Linked DNA regions of Homo sapiens: region 1 is linked to region 2. Evidence: chromatin loops called from intact Hi-C (ENCODE). Cell type or tissue: dorsolateral prefrontal cortex. All regions are shown on one strand.

Evidence for each region. Hi-C counts contacts between places; a loop is a spot of excess contacts. Peaks named below come from ENCODE experiments on the same cell type or tissue, not always from the same donor. Only the 100,000 strongest peaks of a DNase experiment are listed, where the experiment ranks them.
Region 1: a loop joins it to region 2, with 6 times the contacts of the local background. A loop is called at or near these places in 2 of 110 quality-filtered maps.

Annotation. Positions count from the first base shown.
Region 1 is chr16:6,015,220-6,017,719 of GRCh38, forward strand. It overlaps a transcript of RBFOX1 not described here. Among named protein-coding and RNA genes, the nearest start is that of RBFOX1, 2.6 kb to the right of the region's middle. In dorsolateral prefrontal cortex, a CTCF peak has its summit at 1,478 (motif pointing right); no DNase peak of the experiment used is centred here.
Region 2 is chr16:6,572,515-6,575,014 of GRCh38, forward strand. The region is part of intron 2 of RBFOX1 (RNA binding fox-1 homolog 1); the gene reads left to right. Among named protein-coding and RNA genes, the nearest start is that of RBFOX1, 550 kb to the left of the region's middle. RefSeq lists enhancers at 738-1,239, 1,240-1,739. In dorsolateral prefrontal cortex, CTCF peaks have their summits at 1,281 (motif pointing left) and 1,483; a DNase peak (open chromatin) is centred at 1,277; H3K4me3 peaks cover 1,008 bases; H3K27ac peaks cover 282 bases.

The DNA.
Region 1 (2,500 bases), 560 kb before region 2:
TTCTGTTTAATATATCACTGATAATCTCTTAAAAATCCTAGAGTACTCTGGAGTAATCTACAAATCCCTGGAATTCACTGGATGTTTACACTGACCTTCTGGAAAAGTTATTAAACAAATATAAGATAATAATGGAGAAAATGGTCATTGAAACATCAGTGAAGGCAGAGTGAAGCCCAGAGCACTGGCAGTGGAAATCATTATGGTAATGGTGCATCTTGAAAAGCTAACCAGTCACTCTCCACTGCCTGTGGTAAAGCAAATACGCCTTACAAATCATTTCAGAGCCTGCCTTGGGCCTTCCCTAGCCCATATCTTTAGTTCCAGCTTCTACTCTCTTGGCTCTTTCACCATTGTCCAGCCCCTTAACTTCAACAGGACTCTATTTATATTGAACAGATTTGCTGTTCCTAGAAGGAGCTATGCTGTTTTGCTTCAGGCACTTTCATAAGCTGTATTCTCCTTCGGGAATATCCATCACCCAACTCTCTGTGGAATTCCTATTTATCTTCTCTATTTAGACACGATCTTCTCTAGAATGCTTTGCCTGACCTTCTGCCCTTCTGCCATATCTGGCTATAGGCTCCTGCTCCGTATTGGCCAAATGTTTCAAGACAGTTGCAATCACTCATTTATGTGTCTGCATATGCTATTGGACTGTACGCTTCTCGAGTGCAGAAATTGAGTCTAGTTTATATACTAAATGGTTTACATGGGGGACTAGCCTCAAGAAGGATGCATGTTTGATGACTGAAAGAACAAAGGACTACATAAATGGATGAGCAGGTTGACTTCTCATTTCATTCCAAAGTGGTTAGCCCATTTAGACAGCAATCTACTGCAGGAAAGAAGGAAGGTTCACCTATCATTTATTGAGCTTATTATGTGGCTGGTGCTGTGCATCAGGGAACAAATCTTTGATGTAAAGACCTTTTAGTTTAATAGAAGAGAACAACATTTACAGTAAGCTGAGACAAATGACAGGGTAAAGGTAAATGGAGGTGTTAGAGGAGTTCGCAAGAACACCTTATCTGTGCCTATGGGGGGCTGGGTAGGGAGTTGAGGGATTGGCAGGGAGAAAGTGATATTGAAATGGAGATCTAAAAACTAAACAGAAGCTATCCAGGAAAAGAGAGTATGTAAGGGTATTCCTGGTTGGAGGAACAACATATACAAAAGATTGGATACAACAAGAGAAAAGCCCTCCTGGGTCACAGAGTGAACTTAAAAAGAGCCAGGAGCTGGTAAACCACATGGACAACTTTAGACCTTATCCTGGGGAATAATGAAGAGCTATAGGAAGATCCTAAGTTTTAAAGTAAGATGATGAAATTTACACTTTAGAGAGCTCTCAGCCAAGCACAAGGCTACAAAGTCCTTGTTCTTTTTAAACCAGCTTTATGAAAGGTACCATTTTTGACATTTGCTTAGATCACAAATTGGAAAGTATTTTTCATGTCCAGTAGGAGGAGCCAAAGTCTCCAGGTTCTTTCTAACCATAGCAGGGCGATTCTTGGCCCTAGGTTGTCCTGGGAGCTGTCAACTTCAGCACCTCTCATTTATCTTCCAGTGGCTCAACATGGAGAAATGACAGGAAAAACTCTACTTGGAATGCGAAAGGTCATTGTGAGAAAGAAACTAATACTTTCCAAATGAATAGCATAATGGCATGCCATATTGATCTTTACTCTAATTTTGTTTTAAATTGTAATGGATGCCTCTCACACTCATATTCTTAAGCCATGTAGCAATACAGGTACCAGTGAGTCATGCCTGACACTCATCACTAATCTATCTAAGCCTATTTCTACTCTACAATAAATAAATCAGAGCAGACTCAAGCTGAACTTGATTTTCAGATAGATGAATATGTTTTATTTCCAATGGTAAATATATATATGTATTAAAAATAATCAAAGGGCCCAGCAATTACCCATTTTAATGTAACAACAGCTGATGTTACTGCCTTGAATGATTGCATTCATTTGTTCCTTTCTGGAATAAAAAATGAAGGAGAATAGACAAACAATTCCTGTTGGTGAATTTGCACAAAACAGTATATTCCAACAGAATTTCCCGTTAACTGCCATTTATTTCTTCTATCATTATTGATAATTTGCTTTTAAATTGAGAATACCTCTTTTACAACCCATCTCATCTCCCTGCATGGCTAGACAATTACATTTAAATTCGGCGGTTTTCCCATTGTGAACAGTTTCTGGGGGAAATGATTATGATGTTACCAACCCAGATTTATGGTTTCATTTTGCTATCACTGAAGGATGAGACTAGTATAAAGAAAAAAAAATTGCTTACATACAAATATATTATTATCAAAGAGAATCCTAAGGAAACATATGGTAAAAATCAACCCAAATTGCAAAATCGCTGGGACCAATGATAAAGATATCTTTCTGGATTTTGCAAACTTACTTTTTCAAATGATGATTAAATATTGCGTGCTTTAAAAAGTAATATAGTTATAGGCAGAAGTTCCCTT
Region 2 (2,500 bases):
GCGTGAACCGTAGCATAGCCAGGCAAGATTGCTGAGTCTTCCCCAGATGGACAGCTATGTTTTCACATCTTCCCACCTTCTCTGTCTTTTTTTTTTTAGACAGAGTCTCACTCTGTCACCCAGGCTGGAGTGCAGTGTCACTATCTCAGCTCACCGCAACCTCTGCCTCCCGGGCTCAAGCGATTCTCTTGCCTCAGCCTCCCGAGTAGCTAGAATTACAGGTGTGAGATATGCACCCAGCTAATTTTTTGTGTCTTTTAGTAGAAACGGGGTTTCACCATGTTGGCCACGCTGGCCTCGAACTCCTGACCTCAAGTGATCCACCCACCTTCGCCTCCCAAAGTGTTGGGATTTCAGGAGTGATCCCGCATGCCCAGCCATCAATAAATACTTACTAAGTGCCTACTTTGTTCCCAAGAGTGCTGGGAACTTAGCAGTGAACAAAATAAATACCTTCCCTCGGGGACCTTGAACTCAAGTCTAGTCAGGGATCACTCTATTAAGAGATCAAGTCAACACTCAATTCTCCTACAGACTCAGATAGGATAGTATTTTAATTTCTCGTTGATCTGCTCCCTCAGACCCTAGACCATGGGCACTGCAGATTTTTGCACCTTTTGTAGAGGCAGGGTTTCACCACTACCAGAGACTTTACCATCATTTCTATGTGAAGGGAAACAGTGCCCTTTCAGTAGACAACGTTAAATCAGCCATCAGACGTGGGTCATGGTGGGTTTGCCGTGACTGCCACAAACACGCCTCACCGAAGTCTGCCAGGGGACGCCATACCCTCCCCTAGAAAGTAAGAAACAGAGAAAGGCTTTCTCCTGCCCCGGACTGTCTTTCTCTCAGCTCTAAGAAATTTCTTTACAGCTGTTACTTTATCCTGGCCTGTCTCTTGAGTAAGAAAACTGCTGGAAAGAGTCTGCCATTCACTCAGATCATAATCAGGGAGCCTGCTGTCACTCAGGAAGGGCTTTAAAAAATTCTTCTGATTTACTGTGAGTGCAAATCTCTGATATTCCTGCATCTCCCCATCCATCTTATTTTGATTTTACACATAGTGCGATTTTGAAAGGAAGCGGTGTTTTTGGAGAGGTAGAAAAACTCTGGAAAATAAGGCTTATGACGTTGGCCATCAGCACGGGGCTGCTGTCTGCTGTGTGACATGCTCAGGGGTGACGCGCCTCCCGAAAGAGACACTTGGTAGAGAAGGCACGGGCGCGAAGCCCGGCTGCGGGAGAGCTGGGAGCCTGAATGTCGCTGGCTGCCGTTCACAGCAGGCTCTCTCTGAGCACCGTGGGGAGGCAGTGACACCCGCTGGCCTCGCAGCGACACTCCGGCAGCTGTCCTGTTTTCCAGCCTGGACGTGATAGGTGTGTCTTGGAGGACAGTCAGAGGAAGACAGGCAAGCCATACTGGCCTCCCTCGAGGTTATACCCTCGCTTAGGTTAGGTTGCTTCTAACAGACATCCTCCGCGGGCGTTGAGGCAGCCAGCTTCACTGTCACCCAGACAATTTTTCTCTCGCTCTGCCAACCCTGTTCCCCTTTCAAGAATGTTTAAACTCTTCATTCAAGCGATGAGAGGGAAACACTTGAGCTGCACACTCAAGGAGATGTGGGTTTCCATTCTGGCCTTGCGATATATTATTGGTGGGACCGTGGGTGAGTCACTTAACTTCTCTAGTCCTCAGTTTTCTTATCTGTAAAGTGGGCTCCAGCATACGGCTTAACTGAGGTAACACACGTTGTTCATGTCAGCTGTTGCTTTCATGCCGGCTCTGCCTAGGTCTCCCCATGGCAACAGGATAGGAGTTCTCTGCCTGTGCGTCAGTTTTTCACTAGCGTGGGAATGCTGTGAGGAGGGGGCGGAACTCGGTGTAGCAAGGGTTTCTGTCCGTATCTTCTATTTTTTTTTTTTTTTTTTTTTTGAGACTGAGTCTTGCTCTGTCGCTCAGGCTGGAGTGCAGTGGCGCGATCTCCGCTCACTGCAAGCTCCGCTTCCAGGGTTCACGCCATTCTCCTGCCTCAGCCTCCCAAGTAGCTGGGACTACAGGCGCCCGCCACCAAGCCCAGCTAATTTTTTGTATTTTTAGTAGAGACGGGGTTTCACCGTTTTAGCCGGGATGGTCTCGATCTCCTGACCTCGTGATCCGCCCGCCTCGGCCTCCCAAAGTGCTGGGATTACAGGCGTGACTACCGCGCCCGGCCCGTATCTTCTATTAAGAACCAGCAACCACGGGCTGGGCGTGGTGGCTCACGCCTGTAATCCCAGCACTTAGGGAGGCCAAAGTGGGCGGATCACGAGGTCAGGCGATCCAGACCATCCTGGATAACACGGTGAAACCCCGTCTCTACTAAAAATACAAAAAATTTGGCAGGCGTGGTGGCGGGCGCCTGTAGTCCCAGCTACTCGGGAGGCTGAGGGAGGAGAATGGCGTGAACCTGGGAGGCGGAGCTTGCAGTGAGCCGAGATGGCACCACTGCACTCCAGCTTGG